Linked DNA regions of Homo sapiens: region 2 is linked to region 1. Evidence: read pairs that join two places in POLR2A ChIA-PET (ENCODE). Cell type or tissue: Caco-2. All regions are shown on one strand. Links, peaks and the distances in the headings refer to the core of each region. The heading gives the core; the rest is flanking DNA. Region 1 holds the start of LOC105378724 (a long non-coding RNA gene). Region 2 holds the start of PODN (podocan).

Evidence for each region. Peaks named below come from ENCODE experiments on the same cell type or tissue, not always from the same donor. Only the 100,000 strongest peaks of a DNase experiment are listed, where the experiment ranks them.
Region 2: POLR2A ChIA-PET joins it to region 1 with 7 read pairs; 4 of 35 experiments call an interaction of 5 or more read pairs at or near these places.

The regions. Positions count from the first base shown.
Region 1 is chr1:53,167,037-53,180,668 of GRCh38, forward strand. LOC105378724 (a long non-coding RNA gene) reads left to right here and starts at 13,407. Exons shown (of 3, transcript XR_947347.2): 1 at 13,407-13,530. In Caco-2, for the core only: no CTCF peak of the experiment used is centred there; a DNase peak (open chromatin) is centred at 9,917.
Region 2 is chr1:53,057,913-53,070,403 of GRCh38, forward strand. It overlaps PODN (podocan), which reads left to right and starts at 4,301. Exons shown (of 11, transcript NM_153703.5): 1 at 4,301-4,396; 2 at 11,889-12,255. The coding sequence starts at 11,944. RefSeq lists a silencer at 4,279-4,466. In Caco-2, for the core only: no CTCF peak of the experiment used is centred there; no DNase peak of the experiment used is centred there.

The DNA of each region.
Region 1 (13,632 bases), core at 8,925-11,424:
GTTCAGTTCAGCCAACCCGAGCTCCTGCCTGGGCTGGGCGTTGGGCTGGGCACCGAGGCTGCACAGCTGCTGAGCTCTGGCCCTGCCTCCAGGAGCTCAGTCTGTGGGATATGTACTGCACAGAGACAGCTCGGGACTCTAGACATAGCTCGGAGGGTAAGGGAAGTCTTCCCGGGGGAGGTGTCAGCTGGGCTGAGTTTCGATGAACTAATGTTGTCCAGGTGAATAAGGGAGAGAATGGATAGAAAAAGCGCAAGGCAGTAGTGAGACTCATGAGAGATCTGGAAACTTCACAGCTTCTGTGGTTCTCCATGGACTTGCTGTTGTCTGAGTGTCCACATGAGTGAAGGTGGAAGAATGGGTGTGGGCTCTCTGTCCAGGCAGGTGGGGTCCCATCAGGGATAATCAGTATCTGCCCAGTAATGAAGATTGTTTTGACACATGCAGGTGGTGCTGCACTCTTCCTTCCAACCACTGCCCATTAGGGGACAGGCCGAGTCAGTTTGTGCCTATCTTGCCCTATCTCCTTCAATGAAGAAAGTGAATGCTGCAAGTAATACATGTTCATTGTCAAAAACTAAGAAAAATGTAAATACCCCATAGGCCAGGTGCGGTGGCTCACACCTGTAATCCCAGCACTGTGGAAGGCAAAGGCAGGTGGACTGCCTGAGGTCAGGAATTTGAGACCAGGCTGGCCAACACAGCAAAACCCCATTTCTACTAAAAATACAAAAAATTAGCTGGGCGTGGTGGTGCATGCCTGTAATCCCAGCTACTCAGGAGGCTGAGGCAGGAGAATCACTTGAACCCGGGAGGTGGAGGTTGTGGTGAGCTGAGATTGCACCATTGCACTCCAGCCTGGGCAACAAGAACAAAACTCCATCTCAGAAAAAAAAAAAGAAAATTCCCCGTAATCCAACCCTGAGAAATAACTTTTTAGTTTATATTCCCAAATATTTTTCTATGTCTAAATTTTTTGTTTTGCAGAAACATACATATTGGTTTTTTTCTTTTCTGTTGTGGTAAAATATACATTACAGAAAATTAGCAAAATCATGGAACCAACCCAAGTGTCTACCAGTGGTTGACTGGATAAAGAAAATATAGTACACATACACCGTGGAATACTATGCAGCATGAAAAGAATGAAATCATGTCCTTTGTAGCAACATGGATGGAACTGGAGGCCATTATCCTAAGTGAAGGGGTGGCCTGCCCCTCCACACCTGTGGGTATTTCTAGTCAGGTGGGATAAGAGACTTAGAAAAGAAAGAAGACACAGAGACAAAGTACAGAGAAACAACAGTGGGCCCAAGGGACCGGCGCTCAGCATACCAAGGACCTGCACCGGCACCGGTCTCTGAGTTCCCTCAGTTTTTATTGATTATTATCTTCATTATTTCAGTAAAAAGGAATGTAGTAGGAGGGCAGGGTGATAATAAGGAGAAAGTCAGCAACAAACACGTGAGCAATAGAATCTATGTCATCATTAAGTTCAAGGGAAGGTACTATGATTGGACGTGCACGTAGGCCAGATTTATGTTTCTCTCCACCCAAACATCTCAGTGGAGTAAAGAATAACAAGGCAGCATTGCTGCAAACATGTCTCGCCTCCCACCATAGGGCGGTTTTTCTCTCATGTCAGAATTGAACAAATGTACAATCGGGTTTTATACCAAGACATTCAGTTCCCAGGGGCAGGCAGGAGACAGTGGCCTTCCTCTATCTCAACTGCAAGAGGCTTTCCTCTTTTATTAATTCATCTCAGCACAGACCCTTTACGGGTGTCGGGCTGGGGGACAGTCAGGTCTTTCTCATCCCATGAGGCCATATTTCAGACTATCACATGGGGAGAAACCTTGGACAATACCCCACTTTCAAGGGCAGAGGTCCCTGCGGCTTTCCGCAGTGCACTGTTCCCCTGGTTTATTGAGACTAGAGAACGGCGATGACTTTTACCAAGCATATTGCTTGTAAACATTTTGTTAACAAGGCACATCCTGCACAGCCCTAGATCCCTTAAACCTTGATTTCATACAACACGTGTTTTTGTGAGCTCCAGGTTGGGGCAAAGTGGCTGGGGCAAAGCTACAAATTAACATCTCAGCAAAGCAATTGTTTAAAATACAGGTCTTTTTCAAAATGGAGTCTCTTATGTCTTTCCTTTCTACATAGACACAGTAACAGTCTGATCTCTCTTTCTTTTCCCTACACCTAACTGACAAGCAGAAAGTCAAATATTCCATGTTCTCAGTTATACATGGGAGATAACAATGGGTACACATGGACATACAGGTGGAGAAAACAGACAGCAGGAACTACAAAGTGGGGGTGGGCTGACAAATTCCCTATTGTGTGCAATGTTCAATATTTTGGCAAAGCTCAATATGGTGGGGATTGGGATTCTAGTGTACCCATCACTAATAAAAATCAAAATAAAAAATCAAATCACACTACACACATGCAAATATGTGACATGATGGATATTTTAATTAGGTTGATTTAATTATTCTGTAATGTATACATATATCAAAAAATTCCATTGTACCCTGTAAATATATACAATCATTGCCAATTTAAAAAATTCATTGTGGGCCAGGCGTGGTGGCTCACACCTGTAATCCCAGCAGTTTGGGGGGCCGCAGCAGTTGAATCACCTGAGGTCAGGAGTTCGAAACCAGCCTGGCCAACATGGTGAAACCCCGTCTCTACTAAAAAATACAAAAATTAGTGGGGTGTTGTGGTGCATGCCTGTAATTCCAGCTACTCAGGAGGCTAAGGCAGGAGAATCACTTGAACCCGGGAGGCGGAGGTTGCAGTGAGCCGAGATCATGCCATTCATTGCACTCCAGCCTGGGCAAGAGAGCGAGACTTCGTCTCAAAGAAAAAAAATACATTGTGAAATTAAAAAAAAATACTTTCTCATAAAATTTACAATTTACAATTTTATCCATTTTTAAGCATGCAGTTCTGTGGCACTGAGTGCATTCAAATTGTTATGCAACGATCACCATCATCCATCTCCAGAACTTTATTTTTATTTTTTTATTTTTGTATTTTCTTTTGAGACAAAGTCTCACTTTGTTGCCCAGGCTGGAGTGCAATGGCACAATCTTGGCCCACTGCAACCTCCACCTCCCTGGTTCAAGCGATTGTCCTGCCTCAGCCTCCCAAGCAGCTGGGATTACAGGTGTGCACCACCACGGCTGGTTAATTTTTGTATTTTTAGTAGAGATGGGGTTTCACCATGTTGGCCAGGCTGGTTTCGAACTCCTGACCTCAAGTGATCCACCTACCTCAGCCTCCCAAAGTGCTGGGATTACAGGTGTGAGCCACCGTGCCCGGCCCAGAACTTTAAAAATATTCTCCAATGGAAACTCTGCATCTATTAAACAATAACTCCCCATTTTCCCTCCTCCCAGCCCCTGGCAACCATCATTCTACTTTCTCTGAATGCCACCACTCTACGTACTTCATATAAGTAGAATCATAAAATATTTGTCCTTATGTGGCTGACATATTTCACTTAGCACAATGTCCTCAACGTTCGCCCATGCGGTAGCATATATCAGGATTTCCTTCCTTTTAGGCTGCAGAGAATTATGATCGCGCCACTGCACCCCAGCTTGGGTGACAGAGTGAGAACCTGTCTCTTAATTAAAAAAAAAAAAAAAAAGAGTCCAGGCATGGTGGTTCACTTCTGTTAATTCTACCACTTCGGAAGGCCAAGGTAGGAGGATCCCTTGAGTCCAAGAGTTTGAGACCAGCCTGGGCAACATGCTGAAACCCCATCTCTACAAAGCCCACAAAAATTAGCTGGGTGTGGTGGCACACTTGTGGTCTCAGCTATTTAGGAGACTGAGGTGGGAGAATAACTTGAGCCTGGGAGGCTGAGGCTGCAGTGAGCCAAGATCACACCACTGCACTCTATCCTGGGTGACAGAATAAGACCTTGTCTAAAAAAACAAAAGAATTTCCTTCCTTTTTAAGTCTGAATAATATTCCACTGTATGTATAGATCACATTTTGCTTACCCATTCACCTGTCAATGGACATTTGGATTGTGTCTATGTTCTAGCTATTGTATATACTGCTTTTTAACTTAATCTATTATGAACATCTTTTCAGATGAATAATTAAATTTTCCCAATGCCTTTTTTAGTGGCTGCTTTATAGTACATTACCTGACTGTTCCACAATGTAGTTGACTATTCCTTGAGGGTTGGAAATTTAGTTTGTTTCTGATTTTTTGCTCTAATATACACGGCTGGAATAAATCCCCTACGAACAACATCTTTGCATGCCTGGCTGATTATGACTTTCAGACAAAAGAATGTGCACAGGTTTCGGCCTCCGGCACCCATTGCTGGGCCCTTGTTACAAGCAGCCTGTGCATCTGAGGAGGCCTAAGCCTGAGCTGCCGCACACATCCCCATCCCTGAAGACCAGAGAGCACCATGATGCCAGGGGTCCCTGCGCCTCCTGGAAGTGAAGAATGTTGCTGCAGCTCCAAGCTCGTAGGGTAAGTCTGTGGGAATAAATCCAGGAGGACCTTCAGGGAGATTCCAATGAACTCCTGGTTATTCTGATTCTTTGGAAAATGAAATTTTCTGGTTAATTGAACTTCTTGACTGGCTGAATCCAGTCTAAATGCCTTCAAATAGACCCCTACCTGGCACACCATCATGCTTCCCTTTTGTTTTGTCAGTTTGTTTGTTTTAAATAAGGAGTTTCTCTCTGTCATCCATGCTATAGTGTAGTGGCATGATCCTAGCTCACTGTGGCCTCCAACTCCTGGACTCAAGTGATCATCTTTCCTCAGCCTCCCAAATAGCTGGGACTGCAGGCTTGTGCCACCACACCCAGCTGATTTAAAAAAAAATTTGTAGAGATGGGGTCTTCTTCTGTTGCCTGGGCTTGACTGGATCGCCTGGCCTCAAGTGATCCTCCCACCTCAGCCTCCCAAAGCACTCCCAGCACCACGCCTGGTCCATAATGCATCTTAAAAATGCAGATGACATGTTATAATTTTGCAGATATTGTTGTGAAATGTCTTGAGTGCCCAGAACAGGGCGAGCCACACAAAAGATGCAGAAGTCGAACAATGCTGGTGGTGGGGCTACATGCAACCTGGGAGCTGCTGTTGAACTAAGTGCCCAGCAGGAGCTTGTCTTCTTATTATTTACTGATCATAAAATTGAGTACAGACTGCTCTCATCCTCCTTCTGTGGGGTTCCTTGATTCTCTTGGTTGTTTAGACTGTGGATAAAAGGGCTTTTGGTAGTTGCTGGGGAGAAAGGTCAGCAGCAGCAGTGATGAGAAAGCAGCATGCCCACAGGTGGAAGCCTCGGAAGGGGTTCCTGAGAGGCTGCTCCGCCTGTGAGGTGCGGGAAGCACAGGGTCCTCCAGCTCAGTTAACCATGCATAGTGGCAGGCACTGCTCCTAAAACACAGAGTAGTCAATCTTCCTAGAAAATGCAAAATGCTCTTCTGACTCCACTTTTTTTTTTTAAGTATTCAAAACATCCTTTTCAAGCCCTGTTTAGCTCTTTTTATAGCTGTGTTTGGACAGACTGAACAGATGAAATTTACTTAACACTTCCAGTGTGGGTCTTTGGTTGATCACTACAGAGCCTATGTTTTGAATAAAATTTTGAATTTGCACATCAGCAAGAATTCTGCCATGAGAATTTATTTTAACATAAAAGCCAAGACTGTTCTCCTTGCCTCCATCCCTCGGCTTTTCCTCCCCTCCTCCCTCTTTCCCTTGCTCCATCCACAATGGAATTCTCACCATTTTCCCAGAACACCATGCCCTTTTTTGTCTGTGTCTTTGCACGCTCTTCCCATTGCCTGGAGTGCCCTCTAGGTCCATCTAGTGACCCAAATAAGACTTTAAGCCTAAACACAAATGTCCCCTCTTTTCTGACGTCCTCATGGACACACCCCTGGTATAAAATCACTTCCTCCTCTGTGCACCGAATGGTGTCTCACCCATCCGTGACAGCACTTACCACACCGTGCATCTGCTCACCTGCTCACCATCTGTCTCCCCAGAAAGACTGCCAGCTCCTCAAGGGCAGGGACCATGTCTCCTTCACTCAGCACCTTTGGCTCAAGAACACTAAGATATTTGGACCCTTGAAGTCTCAGTTTCCTCATCTGTAAATTAGGAAAAACACAACATCACTGAAGGAGATAGGGGAGGACTAAAGGAGCTGTGCTGTGCTTGGTACACAGGAAATATTCAGTAAAAATTCACCATTTTCAGGGATTCGTTATTTTAGAAGTTTACCAAAATGCTCCCTCTCCTCTCCCCCTGCTTCCTCTCCCCTCCCCTCCCTCTCCTCTCCCCTCTCCTCCCCTCCCCTCCCTCTCCCCTCCCCTCCCTCTCCTCTCCTCCCCTCCCTCTCCTCCTCTCCCCTCCCTCTCCTCCTCTCCCCTCCCTCTCCTCCTCTCCCCTCCCTCTCCTCCTCTCCCCTCCCTCTCCTCTCCTCCTGCTTCCTCTCCCCTCCCCTCCCTGTCCTCTCCCCTCTCCTCCCCTCCCCTCCCTTCCCCTCTCCTCTCCTCTCCTCCTCTCTCATATACACACACTCACACACACTATCACTCACACACACTCACACACACTCTAACACACACTCACCTACAAGCACGCACGCACGCGCACGCGCGCGCGCGCACACACACACACACACACACACACACTTGAGATGGCTGACCTGGAGGCCACCGTTTGCCCCAGGGGTAGATGCCAGAAATGGGCCAGCTTGAAACAGATGGCAAATACTCAGCTCTGAAGGACAAGCTGCCTGGTCTAGGCCTACAGGTATAAGAAAGAAGATATTTCAAGGAGGAAATGAAAAGGCAGAACAAGTTCCCCGTCCCCTGTCATCATGCTCGGCTCTGAGCTGGAGACAGGTGGGAGGTTTTGGAGAAGGAGTAAGAGCTCCAGATGTGAGTGTGAAGGGACCTCTACCCTGCCTGGCTAGATAGCTTCAGGATCGCCTTCCACATTCCCTCTTCACCCTCTCCACTCGGCTCTCTGCCCCGGGAAGTTGAGCTATAAACACATCAATGGGCCTCTCTGACCAGTGCCTCTGGTTGGATTCAGATCATGGGGAACAGTAACAGGACAAAGAAGGCAGGAGGAAAGTGAGGGTGGGTATTTATTCCGGGGCTTCCTTCTGCCAAGGTCCTATGGCTCTGGTCATGGCGGCTGCGGGTGGTAACAGCACCTACGTTACTAGCTAGCTCAGGGATACTGCACTGGACATGGGTTTCCCCGCACCCTGCCCACACCTTCATAAATAATCTCTGTATTTAATTCTCTTCAAAACACACCATTTGAACAATACCGTCGGCTCCCTGCCCCTGCCCTTCCATCCCTGGCCAAGGAGACACAGGTTAATGTTCCCCTGGAACTTGAGGGGACCCAGGAGTGGAGAGGATTTGCTCCCTGCATACTCTCAGGAGTTTTCGTGAGTTGCTGCCTTACAGATGTGTCTGACTCTGGGAATGTGAGGAGAACGATAAATGGGGTGGCATGGCTCATGTGGGCAAAACAGGGCTGGAGATGGTGTGTTAGTCCGTTTTCACACTGCTATGAAGAAATACCTGAGACTGGTAATTTATAAAGGAAAAAGGTGGGGTTTTTTTTTTTTTTTTTTTTTTTTGGAGGCAGAGTCTCGCTCTATCCCCCAGGCTGGAGTGCAGTGGCACGATCTCGGCTCCACCTCCCAGGTTCAAGCAATTCTCCTGCCTAAGCCTCCTGAGTAGCTGGGATTACAGGTGCATGCCACCATGCCCGGCTAATTTTTGTATTTTTAGTAGTGACAGGGTTTCACCATGTTGGTCAGGCTGGTCTTGAATTCCTGTTCTCGCGTGATCGGCCTGCCTCAGCCTCCCAAAGTGCTGGGATTACAGGCGTGAGCCACAGCGCCCAGCCAGGAAAAAGCTTTAATTGACTCAGTTCTGCATTGCTGGGAAGGCCTCAGGAAACTTAACAATCATGGCAGAAGGCAAAGGAGAAGCAGGCACCTTCTTCACAGGGTGGCAGGAAGAAGTGCCAAGCAAGGGGGGAAAGCCCCTTATAAAACCATTAGATCTCGTGAGAAATCACTCACTATCACAAGAACAGCATGGGAGTAACCACCCCCACATCAGGAATTTTCCCTATAGTGACTCTGTTGGGGTATAGAGATATCAGAGAGAGAGAGAGAGAAAGCACGCTTGCAGATCAGCTGCAGATGAACTGACTGTCCGTGTGAGGGACATGGCTGAATTCTTAGAGTGCTGTCTGTGATGGTTAATTTTATATGTCAGCTTGGCTGGGCCATGGTGCCTAGATCTTTGGTTAAACATTCTAACATTTTTCTGGATGTTTCTGTCAAAGTGTTTTTTGGAAGACATTAACATTTAAATGGGTGGATTCTGAGTCAACCAGATTGCCTTCCATGACGTGGGCGAGTGTCATCTAATAAGCTGAAGAACAAAGACTGACCTCCCCTAAGCAAGAAGAATGATGCCAGCAGGCTGACTGTGGGCTCGATCTGCAGCTCTTCCCTGGGTCTCCAGCTGCTGGCCTGTCCTGCAGACTTTGGACTTGCACCTCCACAATCACATGAGCCAATTCCTTAAAATAGACCTTTCTTTTTCTAGGTATAGGTACACATCCTGTTGGCTCTGTTCCCCTGCCAAGATGGGAGCCAATCAATTCCAGCAGAATGTGTGGGGCCTCATTCGAATGAATGTTTGTGCCCTCTTGGCAGACATGGCGAATTATTCAAGAGCAGGAAGCCAGTTCAGGATGGAGCAAAGTGTTATCCTTGACTTCTTCCTCCAGCTTCCGTCCCCATCAATCTGTGTAGTGGCCAACCCTTCCCACTTCCCACATTTACTCTCTCTCTTACTGCTACTCCTTAATCCGAGCCATCCATGGAAATCCCCAGCCAATAGCATGGGACAGTTGACGGTCTAACTCTCAGCATTCATCCCTCTCGTTCCCAGCATTTGCTCTATGCATCAGGCATGCAAACCCTTCCCCACTACTTGTAGAGCCCATGCTCCTTTATACCTCTTGTATTTCATTCACCAAAAATCTCTAATAAGGGCTGACTGTGTACAACCCTGTGCTAAGGGCGGAACACGCAGTCCCAGGTTTCAAAGAGCTCAGAATCTAAGGGAAAGAGAGGCTTGGAAACGGATTAAGTGCAACCACGTCCTGGCCACAGAGGGGAGGAAAGAAGCCCTGGTGAAGGCTCTTTGCAGAGGGAGGGAACGTCTTTATTTTATGCATGTTCTTCCCTTTGCTACCTTGTGCCTCTTCACCAGGAAACATCTCATCCTGCAGCTGAATACCGTCTCCCTACTCAGTGGTATCTACTGCCACCTCCATGCTCTGTCCAGAGCTAGTTCATTGTTCCCTTCCCAGTGCTCCTTCATATTTTCTATTTACTACTTTCTTCCTTTATTACATCAAGTAATACTACCAAATACTGCTCCTCTAGCATTTGCCCTGTGCTGCGCATGTGCTCGCCCTGCAACCACCTTTGGGGCAGGTACTATCGTATCATATCGTATCATCATTGGCTCAGGGTATAAGTATCTTGCTTAGTAACTCATGGCTCGTGAAATTAGTCATTTCATAATCTCAAGTTGCTGAGCACTTGTCTGGCGCAGAGTAGAGAGCAAATATTTGTCTAATGGAAGTGTGTTTGTGAAAATGCTGGGCTGTGTAAACTAAACAGAACGGAATAAAATCAGCTAGAGGGGTTTGCCAGGGAAGACTTCAAAAGCAGAGGGCATTTGTTTCTCTCTTGCCACCACTAATGTTTCTCAGTGTCTGGGGCGAGAGCCAGGAGAGAGAAGCCAGGTAGTCCCATCGTTGGAAAAGGCCACAGCGCCTTGCTGCCACCCACTGACAGCAGCATGGAGCTCTGCAGTTCCAGGACTGCCTGTGCAGGGGGCCATCCCTGGTACCATGCCCCTCTCCCTTCTGTGTGCCAGCTGGGCTGTCTCCCTTTCCTGGCCAGGGCTGTCCCTGCTGAATGCCAAACATCTGCAGACAGGGTTTGCAAACAGCTGGCTCAAAGTTCTGAGCTTTTGTGATCTCATCCAAGTGCCTGGCTATGGGGAACAGGCTTATTTTCCTGGGCTACCAGCACTGGAGTGGTGGAAATTACATTAGACTTGGATTCAGAGGCCTGCATTTGATTCTGAGCCCTGCCACTTTACAGCTAAATAAATGATACTGAACCTCTGTTTCCTTCGCTGTAAAATGGAAATGATGATCATTCCTACCTCATAGGGTTGTTAGGGGAGTAAGACAATAGACATGGGGCATGCTTGTAACTGTGTTCTGCTGAAACATGTGAGAGAGTGTCAATAATTAAAAGAAGCAAGAGTTCCTCAAGTCACAGTCATGCCAAGATGTCTAGACAATCCCTTTAGTTTATCTCAGTTCATTATTGAGATGCGAGGTCTACATAGCAGGGAAATTAATTGTTGCACTGAATGGACCAGATTTAGTTATTCACTGAGGTGGGCTGACACCTTGGGACTAGCACAGCATCTGGAGGCGGAAACTCTGGAAATGAATCCCCAAGTGCTGTTTGTGTAATCTAAGCATCATTTCTTCAGTTCTAAAATTGGGGCCATAATCTCCACATTGTACATGCCCTTGGACCCAGCAATCTTGCTCTTGGATTATATCCCAGAAGGCGTATACGGTGATGTGTAGAAGGATATTCGTCGTGGTGGTGTTTGTGGTAGCAGACAGGAGAGATATTGGAGGTTTTCACCACCAGGGAATGGATAAGTCAACCACAGTGGATGCGCCTGTGGAATTCCGGACAGCAGGCAGAAGCAATGGACTAGATGTACACAGAGCAGCATGGAGAATTCTTCAAAACAGTGTTGGGTAGGCTGGGCATGGTGGCTCACGCCTGTAATCCCAGCACTTTGAGAGGCCAAGGCGGGTGGATCATGAGGTCAGGAGATCAAGACCATCCTGGCTAACATGGTGAAAACCCGTCTCTACTAAAAAAAATACAAAAAAAAAAAAAAAAATTAGCCAGACGTGGTTGCGGACGCCTGTAGTCCCTGCTACTTGGGAGGCTGAGGCAGGAGAATGGCATGAACCTGGGAGGCGGAGCTTGCAGTGAGCCAAGATCACACCACTCCACTCCAGCCTGGGCAACAGAGCAAGACTCCATCTCGAAAGAAAAAAAAAAGTCACCTAATTAGAACAAAGACACTCCTATCACCCAGTAAATTCCAAGAGATTAGGAGTTTTGTGTCAGAAACTGGGGTCAAAGACAAAATATTAGAACAAAAGATGTACCTAGCACTCTCATTGCAGATTACAAGTGTTTTAGGAGCTCTGTGTCAGGAACCATGGATGAGGAACAAAAAAAATTCTTATTATAAATCATAATATTGGGGGTATAGAGTAAAACAAGAAAAGAGAAGAGCATTGCAAAGATCAGTGATAATAGTAGAGTGTTAACCTAGATGTATAACCAACTCAGTTTCCTGCAGCAGAAAATGTTTTAAATGTCTATCCTGAGGTGTTGTAAGAATTAGACATAATATTCATAAAGGTTCCTGACACAGTGCTTGGCCCATGAGAGATGCTGCAGAAATGGAAGCTCCTTTTATCATTCTCTCATTGATCAAATAATGTACCAAGTGCCCACTTTGTGCAGGACGCTGTGCAAGGATCCATGGGAGAGACAAAGACTGGGTGTCTCTCAGGAACTTGAGCATAGCAGATGGGACAGAATGGCAATGGGAGGGGAGAACCCTCATCTGAAGCTGCAGAGAAGACACTATCAGACCTCCTCAGCTTCCAAATTGAGGCTGAAAGAAGTGACTTGCTCAAGGTCACACAGCCAGTTAGGGGCTGAGCTAAGGGCAACTGTCTAGGTCTCCAGGGCCTTTTCAGAGCATCACCCAAGCCAGTGTGGCTGGTGGGGTGACTCAGATTCTTGACTTCACCGCACAAAAGAATTTGAGGGTGGGTCCAAAGTAAGAGTAGGCAAAGAAGTTTATTGCAGAGTGAAAGTACACTCTCAGAGGCAGAGTGGGCTGCTCAGAGGCAGAGACAGCCCCCAGTGTCCCAAGGGAATTCCCTTTATGAGAGCTGTACAGACATATGCATGAACTACTGGTGAGGTGAAGTGCAAAGGCTGACCTATGGTTGGTGTATGCACTCAGCATCTACATGCTTTCACATGCATTGCATGTTATCACTAGCGTAGAAAATCACCCAGAGGTGTGTTTATTAAAATGAGGAAAAATCACTAAGTTAAACCTTGAGCCTAGCTGCTCATATGAGACCCAGGAGAAGTCCTTAGTCCACCCCCACAAGCCAGGAATTTGTAGCTAATAGCTTCTTGGGGTTTTAGTGCTGATTGGCTACAGATTGGGGAAGCTGCATCACATCATGAACAATGGGTTTTTGTTCTCTTTCTCAGGTGGTACTAGGTATCAGGAACTTGTAGCCATCTGGCGGTCTGCCGGTAGCCTGTAGGACTGCTTACAGGTAGGTGCTGATGCACAAGGGGGGCCTGCTTTGAAAGGAGCCCATGGGGCTTCACACCAGGGGACAAGTCAGTGTGGCCTCCTCACCTTCCTTATCCTGCCTCACCAATACATCTGAATCCAAGAGAGTGGAAGGCTGGTACCTCCTGTCTCACCTTCTGCTCTGACAATCCTCCCTCACACTCCTCTTCGGTTTACCCACTCACCCATGTGCATGTGTGCAATGGAGAAATAAATTAGGAGATTGTTTTAAAAATGCAATTTGGTAGCTAAAATCTTTCTGAATAGGGGGTCCATGGGAAAAAAGTGAAAAGGTTCTGAACCCTGGCAGAGGTGAAGCTCTAAGGAGCAAATCTCCTTGGGGTGGTTAATTTTACATGTCAACTTGACTGGGTCATGGGGTGTCCAGATAGTTGGCTTACTTCTGGGTGCATCTGTGAGGGTGCTTCTGGATGATGTTGGTGTTTGAATTGGTGGCTGAGTAAAGCAGACAGCCCTCTCCAGGGTGGGTGGCACCATCCAATCTGTCAGGGGCCTGAATAGAACAAACAGGCAGAGGAAGGCTGAGTTTGTCCTCTGCCTGGATGCCTGAGTTGCAACATTTGTCTTCTCCTGCTCTCAGACTGGGACCATAGGCTCCCCTGGTCCTTAGGCCTTCAGACTTGGACTGAACGACACCACTGACTTTCCCAGGTCTCCAGCTTGCAGATGGCAGGAAGAGGTTCTTCCCAGCCTCCACAGTCATGTAAGCCAATTCCTTACAATAAATGTCTTCATATCTACACATCCTATTGCTTATGTTTCTCTGGAGAAGCCTGACTAATACATTCCTGTTCTCCCTTTTCCAGGCCTGCCCAGCTGCTTTAGTGATTCCGGGTCAGAGTCTTGCAATCAGAAGCAACTCCCACCCTCAGCCCTCAAAATGGGCCATCTCAAATCTTACTAGCCAATGGCACTCCAAGGAGAGGGAGGAGCAGTGTCCCTGTAAGCTCCTTCCAGCCTTTATCATCCTTTGACTTGTCCCTAAAATATCCTATTCCCCAAAGATGGCAAGAGCGCCTCCCGAGAAGGAGGAGCAAGGGCATC
Region 2 (12,491 bases), core at 9,832-12,331, 110 kb before region 1:
GTATAGGAACAATTGACTAGGCAGGCTGAAAGAAGACTTAAGCTTGGCAAAATGATACCCAAACGCAGGGTGTGATATCAGTTCACGAATATTCGAGAGATGGAAAGACCAAAGAGGGAGAGGAATTATTTTGCTTAGTTATTAGAAGTAAGGGGAAGGAATATAGAAAGAGAAATTTCAGACTGAATACCATTGAATTTCCAGACAATAAAAATCGGTCATGAGTGGACTAGAAGCTCCAACCACAGAGATGCTTCTAGACCCACAAGGCAAAAACAGGGCATTTCATTGTGGGAGATGTACCTTAATAGTGGCTGAAAGATCATCTGAACAGGAGAAAGTGGTATTTCATTGACAGCCGCTCTTGAGGGTTTCTCCGTTTGCAGTTACCAAAATCTTTTTTTCTTCTATATGCTAGAAAGAAGACTTGAGATCTTTTTGCTTACTTGTTTATACCCTGACTGGTTCATAACTTAATTTGGAAGAAACATGACATACCTTTGGAAGAAACAGTCTTCAAAAGAAATGAGAATTCAAAAGCTTCAAGTTTTTGTAGTATGAAAGTAGTCTGAATTTGTTTTTTGTCTTTTTTTCATCCATTTTTATTTAGCTTAAGGTAACAGCTAGTTGGCTGGCTACAGTGTGGGAGACAACTCTCACTGGAGTTGGAACCTGAAGACTGAGTTTGAATTCTGACTCAAGCACTCATTAGCTGGGTCACCTGAGCAAGTTGCATATCCTCCCTGAGCACCCCTTTTCCAAAATAATGGGGCAATAATACCATCATGTTTGCTGTGAAGATCAAGTGAAACAGTGTGTGGGAAAGTGTGTACCAGTTTTAGTTATTCATGTTTGTTTTATTTTCTATTGTTGATGAAACAAATGATCACAAAGTAGTGATCATAAATTTATTATCTAACGGTTCTGTAGCCTAGAAGTCTGGTTGAGTTTGACTGGTTTCTTTGCTCTGGGTCTCACAAGGCTGAAGTCAAAGTATTGCTGCCCTGGGCTCCTATCTAGAGGCTCCAGGGGAGAAGGTGGCTCTGCTCCCACATTCATTCAGATGCTGGCAGAATTCTGTTTCATGCCGCTGTAGGACTGAAGTCCCTGTACCATTCCTGGCAGCCTACGGGTGTTTCACTTTCTAGAGGCTGCCTTATTCCCTAGCTTATGACCCTCTTCATCTTTAAAGCTAGTCAAGTCCTTCTGATGTTTCAAATCTCTCTGACCTCCTCTTCTGCTTCATCTTCTCTCTCTCCAGCTAGAGAAAGTTCTCTGTTTTTTAGGGCTCATGTGATTAGGCCCACCAGGGTAATCCAGAATATGCTCCCTATTTTGAAGTCCGTAACCTTAGTTACATCTGCAAAGTCACTTTCATCATGTAACATATCCAAAGGTTTTAGGGATTAAGGTGTGGATATCTTTGGGGCGGGGTTGGGGGGTATTCTGCCTATCACAGTGGTATTTTAGGGTGAGAGAGGAGAGCTTGCAGAACATGAGATTCTTGCCCTGGAGGACTCACAATCCAGTGGGAGAAAGAGGAAAAACAGCAAGAAAGTTCCAATAATAAAGAGTCTGTATGAGATGTTATAGCAGCCCAGGAGACTCCTTGTGTACTTGACTTGGACTGAAGATTTTTCATTATTCTCTTCTTGTTCCCTGGAGAGTCTTGCCTTCATCAAGGTCCTTCAGATGGAATTCATATACCCCAAACACCACCATGTGATTTGATTCCTTAAATGTCCAGAAAATCAAGCTGCTGCCATAGCTATTTGGGACTCTACTGCTTAATAAGATCTCAGCCCTCAGCTCAAAGTAGGAGGAATTATTTTCTTCTTTGATGATGAGGCATAACAAGAGCTCATTGTTCCTCATCTCCTGTTTCTCATCATCAAACCCCACTGAGAGCCTTCTTGTTCTTTACTCCTAGCTCTCTCTACCGTATCAATGTATGTCTTTCCTCCCTCCTCTTTGGAGTGTTCTTGTTTCTTATTGTTTTGAATTAGAAGGCACTTTCCCTGGGCAGTACAGAGGTTACTGTTTAATTCTTGCCACTTGTCATTTCTATTTTAATAATGTTTCCTGGCTATTTGGTCAGGTCTGGGTGATAGTTTTGCAGTAATAGCTACCATTTACTGAGCACTTACCATGTGACAGGTACTATGTAAAGTTCTGTACTTGCATTCTCCAATTTAGACATACTGTGAAGTGTAGGTACTATTTTTATATTCATTTGAACCTAGCTAGGATTTGAACCCAGCTCCAAGCTTAAAGCTTGTACTTGACACTATGTACTTCAGTAATATCAAACAGGAGCTGAAATTGAGGGGCAGCATGAAGGAATTGAAGCAGCACAAGTAGATTCAGGAAACCTCAATTTCAAACTCTGCCTTTACAATCCTTCTGAAAGAGGATTTGCTTCTAGAGCACCAAGGTTGCCTCCATTTTTCCACCAGAGACACTCAAAGTGATTCCTCCTGCAGCTTGTATCTATAGTAGCAGCCAACCACAAAGCACACATGGGCATTTGCTCAGCATTCCATAGAAAAGCCTATTTCTCTGGGAGGTGGTGGGTACTGGGTGTGTGGTGTGCCGTGTAGCGGGCCCCTGAAACACCTTGGCCTTAGCAGTTATAAGTATAGAGAATATCTTCCCCACAGGGCTAGGATGATTAAGATATTTTAAGGATTTAGGATGGTGCCTGTCATTTATTAGGCACTCAATATGTGCTGGCTCTCATTGTCCTAAAAGATTTTTAGTCCATGAGTATTCAAGCTAGTAGAATCCTGTCCTTTTAGCTCTACTTGAATCTAGGCTCAATGTTCAGGAGAAGACACGAGATGCATCTCTGTTGGTCCAGGTCCAATGCTGTGAATCACACCAACTCTTGTGAGTTTGAGCTCCAAAAGGACTGGAATTTGAGGCCAAAGAAGGCAAAATATTTTCCCTCCCCATTCTTGCTAAGTTCTTGGGTTGTTGGTGTAATGGAAACAGACAGTCCTGGGTTCAAATCTAGACTCTACATTTGCCTGCTCAAGTTACCTGCCTGTTTCCATCATGGGAAGAACTTGGGCTGTGGAGAAGGGTAAACCTGGGGTCAAAACCCCAGCTCTGCCAGTGAATGGGCATTTTACTCAGTCAAGTATCCTTTCTGAGGCCATCTCTTTTCTATAAAGTGGGGCAGCAGCAGTTCTTCCTTTGCGGAGTTGTGAAGCAGAGCATAATGCATATGGTATAACCTCACGGGGGCGGCAGCCAGTGAAAAGTCTGGAGCTGCTTTACAGGGGCCATTCATTCATTCATTCATTCAGGTTAAGGTTGAGCAAGGGGTCCCACGTGTGACTTATGCATCCTTCTCCCTCTTCAGTGGGAGGACAGCCAGGTGAGGCAGCTGTGGATGCCCTGCCCACAGGCCAGAGCAGGTAAGGGGAGGAGGCTTGCTACACAGTGGAGGTGCCAAGTACCACCTAAGCCCAGCCGCATTGCCTGTTCCACCGCCGAAGCCCCTGGCGCCAAACAGTGTTGCTTCAGCTGGTAGTAGTTAATACTCCTTTACTTGGAAACATTTTCAGTTCCTGGGAGCAATATGGTGGTGTGAGGTCTCACTGTTCACCCGCCCTGTTTCTCTGTGACTGGGATCTGCATGTCCCCGACTCCGGCCCAATTTACCATTCTTCAAGGCTCACCAGGCTGTGGGCCCAGGGCCAACAGGGATGGGAGTGGAGGGTGGGGTGGAGCGTGGGGAACTTTTCCGGGAAGAGGCCCAGCAGGGTCTTGGCTGGCGGCCCCATTAGCCACGGCCCAGGACCCCAGGGTGGGAGAGTGAACGGAAAGGTACTCGTGCCTGGAGCGGTTGCAACATCCTCTGTAATGAGGAAGATACAGCTCAGAGGCACTGGGTCGAAGGACCCCTCTCCCCAGCCCTCCTTTCAGGTGTCGGGGCCTAAAGGGGGTCCAGTTCCAGTGCGGAAGGCTGGGAACTAGGAAGCGTCGCGGACCAGACAGCCCGCCTTCCCGGTCTCCCGGGTGGGGGTTCGGGGGGCGTGGTGCGGCGGCCGGGGCTGAGAGGGGTCGGTGCGGCGGCTCTGCCTCCCCGGGAAGTGGGAACCGGCCAAGTCCCGAGCGGGGAGGGGCAGGCTTTCTCCTGCCCGCGCCTGGGGGGACCCTACGCCTGTGTCCGAAGGAGGCCGGCGTCCAGCAGATGCTCCCGGGGCGGGTGGGGAGTGGGGGAAGGGGGCGGGAGAGAGGCGGGGAGGAGAAAACCCACAACAAAACTTGCGTCGCGGAGAGCGCCCAGCTTGACTTGAATGGAAGGAGCCCGAGCCCGCGGAGCGCAGCTGAGACTGGGGGAGCGCGTTCGGCCTGTGGGGCGCCGCTCGGCGCCGGGGCGCAGCAGGTACAGGGCGCTGGCAGCCGGGGTGGGCCGAGGGGCCGGGGGCTGAGCCCGGGCAGCGCACTCAGACGTCCCCGCCTCTCCGGATGGCTCCAGCAGCTGCCTGGGGCGGGCCCGCCGCATCTCACCCCCTCTGTAGGACCCTGCACCCAGGGCACGGCCGGAGATCTCCTCCTCTGGAGTGCGACCCCTGCGCAGTCAGGACCCAGGCAGGGGCCTTCTCCTCTCTGAGCAGAGGCTGGTCCCCGTCCCCAGGCCCCTCCCGCTGCGCACATCTGGAAAGAATCTGAGGGCGGTTGGGGGCGGGGGCTGGAGTGGGAGGACGCCGGCGGGCGACAGGGAATGTGGGGGGCAGGTGGAACTGCGTAGGGGCGGGGACCCCTGTCATGAGAGCCTGGGCCCGAAGTATCCCCGCGTCTTTCCACGTCAACTCATCAGGCCCCCTAGCGACTCCAACCTCCACCTCTTTATAGATAGAGAAACTGAGGCCCAGAGAGGGGCAGAGGTCTGGCCCCAGGGCGCGTCGGACGCCGGGTGGGTCCCCTCCGGGGCTCGGCTTCCCCGGCCACTGTGCCGCCCCAGCTTAGTGCCAACCACTAGTTGAGCTAAAGGTCTCAGCTGGCGGTCTGGAGTCCGTCTATCTGTCTACGCGGCTGCTTCCCAGCCGGGACAGCTGGAGGGAGGAAGGGGTGGGGGTCCGCGAAGCGCGAGGAGCGAGATCCGCGCCTTCCTGCGAATGAGGCAGAAGCCCCAGGTTCCAGGTCCCCGAGCCACAGCCCGGCCTGGGGCGGGGGACGAGATCTTGGCGTTGGAATACCTGACGCTCCGTCAGGTGGAAGAGGAGGTGGTGGCGGGGCTGCGAGGCTCCTGGCAGCCTCGGGGGCTGGGGCTAGGAGAGGCAGCCGCAGCCTTTTGGAGAGGAGCAGGCGCGGCAGCAAGGGGCGAGCACCCCGGCCCCGGTGCGCGCGGCACTGACTGAGCTGGTCCGGGAGGCGCGGAGGATGCTCACCCAGCGCTTGGAGTGAATTACTGACCTGTCTGCCCTTCGATTACCGGCTGGCCAGGGAAGGGGAAGCTGTGGTCTGCCCTGCTCCACGAGGCGCCACTGGTGTGAACCGGGAGAGCCCCTGGGTGGTCCCGTCCCCTATCCCTCCTTTATATAGAAACCTTCCACACTGGGAAGGCAGCGGCGAGGCAGGAGGGCTCATGGTGAGCAAGGAGGCCGGCTGATCTGCAGGCGCACAGCATTCCGAGGTAGGTCACTCAGAAGAGCCCGTGGACTGCCCTGGGAAAGACCAGGGGGGACTGCTCTGGGGGTTCTGCTCCCTCATGTCCACTCTTAGGGCCCAAGACCCAGTCTACTCTAGCCTAGAGTGCAAGTTAAGAAATGTCAGAGTCACACGACTGTTTTCATGTCATCTGTGGGAGCACACTTTATCCCTTCTGTCTGAGTCTAGGATAGGGGATTACTAATGGTGGCACTTTTAGGCTTGGTGTAGTCATACATGCGAGTGCTGGCCGTGTCCTGCTTGGAACCCTTAATGAGTCCCTATCACCAACACTAGCATGGCGGTGGAGGCCCTTGGCCACCCAGGCCTCCCGCCCTGTTGACCCTTCCTTAAACACACGTCCCTCTCCTCTAGCCCCACCCCTACCTTTTGATCACACTCTACCTCTGCCTGGAGGGCTGTTTCTCCCACTCCGTCCACTTGGAGAACTCCCGCTCAGTCTTCAAGGCCAACTCAAGGCTCTGGGCAGGAGTCAGAAGACCCACATTTTACTCTTGGCCTTGGCTTTAACACACTAATTTGCAAACTGGGGGAGTCAGAGCAGATCATACTGCAGATCTTTAGATCTTTTCCAACTCTGCCTTTCACAAAGTCGTTCATTCAGCAAACATTTCCCCAGCACCCCCACTCCATGCTTGGGGAGACAGGGGAGGCCCAGCTGAGACTTGAAGGATAAAGCCAGCCAAGGTTGCTGTGGAAGCACCCAGAAACACCCTAACCCAGCCAAGGGGGCAGGAGAGGCTTCCCTGAGCAGGGGCATTTCAGCAGGAGCTTTCTAGGGATGGGCAGCAATGCCAGCCCTTTGTGCTTGAGCTCCAAATCTGCAGAATAGAAAGACGAACATGTAGTCCCAGGATTTCTATTAGAGTCAATAAGATGCAGCTGTTTGGGGCCCAGCACAGAGCAGGTGGTCAGTTGATTTGTACTGACTTTGAGTGGAGAAGGAAGGTAGTGCTGAGGGCTGAGGATCCGCCTCTTGATTTGGGGCTCCCTTTCCCTTCCTTCTTCTAGTCCTACCTTAACCTCACACTTTGGGCCTTGAGGTTTGGTTCCCTGGTAGTGGTCAGGGGAGACAGTGGGTCCCACTTACTTTCTCAGTAACAGTAACCCCTGGTATGTCACACCTATTTGATGCCAGCGGTGACAGGCTGAGACTGCTATTTCATTTAATTCTCACAAGTAGCTCCCAACTCCATTTCTTAGACTAGTTAACAGAGGCTCGGAGCAGTAAAGTGGCTCATCCAGGCTTACACAGCAGTCAGAATTGGAACCCATGCCCTTCTGTCTCTAAAGCTCTCCATATGAGAAACACTCACTGCTGGCTGAGCTTCCCCGCTGTCCAGGGGTTTGAGATGTTCCTCACCAGGTGGACTTGAAACTCCTGGAGACCAGGGAGCTCCCCTGTTCTTCCCCACACACCTCCCACATGGCTGGGTACACAGAAGGGGCCTTGGGGGGCTTATCTTGCTCCATTCTTAGAAGAGCAAGGCTGGGTACAGTGGCTCATGCCTGTAATCCCAGCACTTTGGGAGGCCGAGGCAGAAGGCCAGAAGTTCAAGAACAGCCTGGGCAACATAGTGAGACCCCATTTCTAAAAATAAAAAATTAGCCAGATGCCAGGTGTGGAGGCACATGCCTGTAGTTTCAGCTACTCGGGAGGCTGAGGTGGGAGGATCACCTGAGCCCAGGAGCCCAAGGCTGCAGTGAGCCATGATTGTGCTACTGCAGTCCAGCCTGGGTAACAGAGGGAGACCCTGTCTCAAAAAAAAAAAAGAAAGTTGGAAAATTTAGACTCAGATGGGTCAGTGGTATGGCCAAGGTCACACGGCAAACCAGGTAGTAGGGCTGGACCTTCCCAGTGCCTCACAGCCCTGAGAGTGGCTGGCGAAGCTGGAGGGACCACTCTCCAAGCCCTGTCTGTCCTTCTTACCTCTTCCTCCATTCCTGCAGTCCAGCACCTCTCTCTCTGCCAGGGGCAGGCCCCTTAGCCCTCACCTGTCCCAATTGCGCACCCTCGTGTCCACCCACAAACCTGCCTGTGTCACGCTCCTGCCTTTCAGTGGTCCTCGTCTTCCAGTGATAAGGACCACACTCCCTAACCTGCCCTTCATGTCTCTCCTTTGTGGCCTGGGCTTGTGGCGACTGTGCCTTTTTGTATCACTCCTAGTCCCTATCCCCCACCTGACAGTCTTGTGAGTGTGAACTGTCTTGCCTCTGGGCCTTTGCACACATTGACCCCCTTGCTTGTATGACCCTTTCCCTTTTGCCTGGTAGTCATCCCTTAGAATGGGATTATAATACTCAGCTTATACATAATGCTGCAGACCAGCACTGTCCAATAGAAATGTAACGTGAGCCACAAATGCAAGCCACATATGCAATGCAAAATTTTCTAGAGGTCTTTTTTTTTTTTTTTTTTTTGAGACGGTCTCACTCTGTTACCCAGGCTAGAGTGTAGGGGTGCGATCACGGCTCACAGCAGCCTCAACCTCCTGGGCTCAGGTGATCCTCCCACTTCAGCCTCCTGAGTAGCTGAGACTACAGGTGCATGCTATCTCACCTGGCTAATTTTTTGTATTTTTTAGAGAGACGAAGTTTCGCCATCTTGCCCAGGCTGGTCTCAAACTCCTGGGCTCAAGTGATCTACCTGTCTCAGCCTCCCACACTGGGATTTACAGGCATGAGCCACCTTGTCTAGTCAGAAGCCACATTTTAAAAAGTAAAATGAAACTGGTAACATTTATTTAACCTGTTCAAAATATTATCATGTAATCAATATAACAATAAATGGGATTTGATGTCATTAATATTAATATTAATAAGGTATCCTACATTATTTTTTTGTACGACATCTTTGAGATCTATGGACACTACATTTTACACTTACATCTCCATGTGGACCAGCCACATTTCAAGTGCCCAGTAGCCACATGTGGCCAGTGGCTAATGGAGTGAACGGTGCAGCTGTGGGCCTCTGAAGGGCAGAAGCCACGCTGAGTCTTCTGTCTGGGTCCCCTGCTTCCTGTCATGCTTGGCCTAGGGGAGAGCAGCGTAGCATTGTTGATATGACGTGGGCTGGGAGCTCAGCTTTGCCACTTAACAGCTGTTCACTGGCTGACCCCATTGGGCTCAGCTCCCTGAGTTGTAAAGTGGTGATGATAACATTTTCAGTACGGTGCAGAATGTTAATATAAATTCAATATTTTTATTGATGCAGTTTACAGATTTTTACAGATACCAAATGGAAGGCGAGGAGGCAGAACAGCCTGCCTGGTATGTGCACAGGATATGTGAGACCAGAGCTCCTTCCCCTGGATTCTTCTCCTTGGCCTTCTGCCCTGATTGAATTTGGGACCTGGGCCTGTGCCCACACTCTCGCTCTTAGAACCCCGGACTACAGTGGGGTCAGATGGGCAAGTGGCTAATGGCTGTTGAGCTGGCCGTGGAGTTTATGATGTGCTATGGGAATGATGGTCTGTAGACTGATGTTGGGTCAGGGGCAGGGGCAGCAGGGGTGTGGTGGAGTGAGCGTAGGGCTGGGCTGCTGTGGGAGCCAGTTGCTGCTGCCGACTGATCCCTGGAGCCTGGAAGCTGCAGGTGTGCCGGGCTCCCTGTTTCTCTGCCGGGCCAGTGGCTGAGACCTGAGTCTCCATCAACCATGTGGATCTGTAGGGTCAAGCAAGCCTGGCTGCCACCCCTCCTGTCTCCTCTAGGGCCTCCTACTCCTTGGGACCCCTTTTACGCTGCCCCCTCACCCCCAGTCTGGGTGGGCAGTGGTTATTGGTACCGGGGTCTGTTGTCCCCTCCAGATGGAGGACAGGGATCTTTTCCACCTCACCTGTGTCCCCAGTGCCCAGTACAGGCCCAGGCACAAATAGGCCCTTACTTCAGAGAACTGGGTGAACCACCAAGTGAGACAAAGTGGTATCTGAACTCCCACAGCCACCACAGGGCAGCAGGAACTCAGAGGCGGCTACGATGTCTGCAACATCTTCTGGGAGGAGGTGGGCCTGGGATTGGGTCAGAAAGCCCAAACGAAGGTCCAGGCCAAGTGACTCATGCCTGTAATCTCAGCACTTTGGGAGGCAAAGATGTGAGGATCACTTGAGGTCAGGAGTTTGAGACCACCCGGGCAACATAGAGAGACCCCATCTTTACACAAAATTTAAAAATTTGGCTGGCACGGTTGTGACCCCCTATAGTCCCAGTTGCTTGAGAGGCTGAGGCTGGAGGATCACTTCAGCCCCGGAGCTCAAGGTTACAGTGAGCTATGATTGCACCACTGCACTCCAGCCTGGGTGACAGAGTGAGGCCTTGTCTTAAAAAAAAAAAAAAAAAAAAGCCCAGCAAGATCTACAAGATCTAGACAAGGGAAGGAAAAGGAGCAGCAGCAGAGGATTCTGGAGTGAGCAGTGGTGTGGCAGGGGTGCAGACCATGCCCATGGAACAGACAATTAGTGGCAGGAAAAGCTAACGTTTACTGAGCACTTACTATGTGCAGTACATGCATTTCACTGACCCCTCTCAGTCTTCCCATAAGGACAGTGCTGTTATCATCCCCAAGGATGGGGGAGAAAGCTGAGGTTTAGATGATTGTAGTCACATAAGAGCCAGAGCTGAGGCCAGAGCCAAGGTTGCAGCTCAGGCCGCTAGCTCCAGTCATTAACATCATTGTCAAGCTCCCCAGTTTACAAAACCCTCCTAGGACCAGGGTCTTGCCAGACCCTTCTAGCTGCTTTATGGTCATGGTTTCTGATCTGGTGATGGGGAGAGAGGCTCAGCCTGAGCCAGTGCTTGTGGCCACTCAGCTCAGGAGTGAATGTCCCCCGTGCTGGAGGCATCCACAGCAGGTCCTTGCCGCTGTCCCTGCTGCTCACTTAGTGCAGCATGTTGCTGTGTGTCATTGCTGCAGTGGTGACAGCAGCTCATCACCTAATTGCATCACCTTATCACCTCATCACCTAAAAGCCAGGTGCTTTGCATCTTATCTTACTCCACAGAAGCTGTGTGTTTAGATGTATTATCTGCATTGTACAGACAACGAAACTGAGGCTCAGCAAGGTCAGAGGTGGGACTCAAACTGGGATTTGTGGGACCTGAGAGTCAGTGAACCTGAGCTACCAGCATGTCTTATCAGAGCCCAGAGATGTCTGAGTCCCTGTAAACAGAAACCAGGAACCCACCAAGAGCCAAGCCTACGCCACGGGACTGCTGGGACAATGGCATCTTTCAGCATCTTCCTCTATGGGCCTGAGATCATCCCCTGTACCCCATCCTTGCTGGACCCGGGGCCATGCCAGGGAGTGGTCTCTGGCAGGTGGCAGTGGTCACTGAGCACATCAGGCCCTGGTGAGGGCAGCTGAGGGGATACACATCAGGAATGGGAGGCCATGAGGGCAGCAGCAGCTGTAGTCGCTGATCCTTTCTCTGTGCTGGGCTCTGGGCTTGACCTATACCCAGACACAGAGAGTTGCTCACAGCTCTCTGTGGGAAGAAGATACCTTTGCTATTCAAAACCCAACCCAACTAATGCTAAGCTCTGGGTGAACACAGTCATGGGGAGCCCTGGGGCATCTCAGTGTCCCGCTGCTCCCCCTCTTCCCATGTTCATAGCACTGGAATTGGTTCCCAGAAAAGAAAATGCTGATTGCACAAGACAGAGGAAGGGCACTCTAGGCAGAAGGAACAGCATGTGCAAAGGCCTGGAGGGAGGAGCTATTCAATAGTCCTGTAGAACTGGGGGCAGTTGAGGGGACAGTTGGAAGAGAGTCAGGACCAAGTCAGGAAGGCCTGAGAATGGCGAGCTGGAGAGCCGGGACGCACCCTGCCAGTGCTGGCTCACCATGGCCTGTGGCTGCTGGAGGAGGCAGGGGGTCTTCCCACACCGCCAGTGCCAGGATAGCAAGGGTTCAGCACAGTCCAGGTCGTGTCTCAGCTTCCCCTTCTAGGAAATAGGGGTACAGACTCCTTAGGGCCAAGCCTGCTGAATGAAGGCTGCAGAAGGTTTTGCAGACCTGCCAGAGGACAGGGCTTTACCTCGTCCCCCGCCTCTGGAGGGCAGCCTGGTGGGGGTTGGGCAGGTGCGGAGGGCAGCAGTCAGTCATCGGCTGGGCTCTGAGGACAGTCCAGAGTGGGCCCTGCTTTGTGCTCGGGAGGGCCCCGTCATGACTTTCGAGGGCCCCAGCTGTGTCCACTGTACCTCACAGGTTCCGTCAGCCCTGGCGCCCAGGCGCATCTGACTCGGCACCCCCTGCAGGCACCATGGCCCAGAGCCGGGTGCTGCTGCTCCTGCTGCTGCTGCCGCCACAGCTGCACCTGGGACCTGTGCTTGCCGTGAGGGCCCCAGGATTTGGCCGAAGTGGCGGCCACAGCCTGAGCCCCGAAGAGAACGAATTTGCGGAGGAGGAGCCGGTGCTGGTACTGAGCCCTGAGGAGCCCGGGCCTGGCCCAGCCGCGGTCAGCTGCCCCCGAGACTGTGCCTGTTCCCAGGAGGGCGTCGTGGACTGTGGCGGTATTGACCTGCGTGAGTTCCCGGGGGACCTGCCTGAGCACACCAACCACCTATCTCTGCAGGTGAGGTCGGCGTTGCACCTGTGGTCACGGGGGCTGTCCCACACACCCTTGGTTCCCATCCCAGAACCCTGACACTCCAAGCAAACTGTTCACCCAGAACCTCCAATATGTGCGGCTCTCCACTCCCAACCACAGGGTGCTGGGGCAGGTCAGATTTCTGGGGCCCTGGCCGCACCAGGTGACACTCTCCTGATGTCCCAGTCACGGAGCACTGTGATAGTACAATAAAACCCACT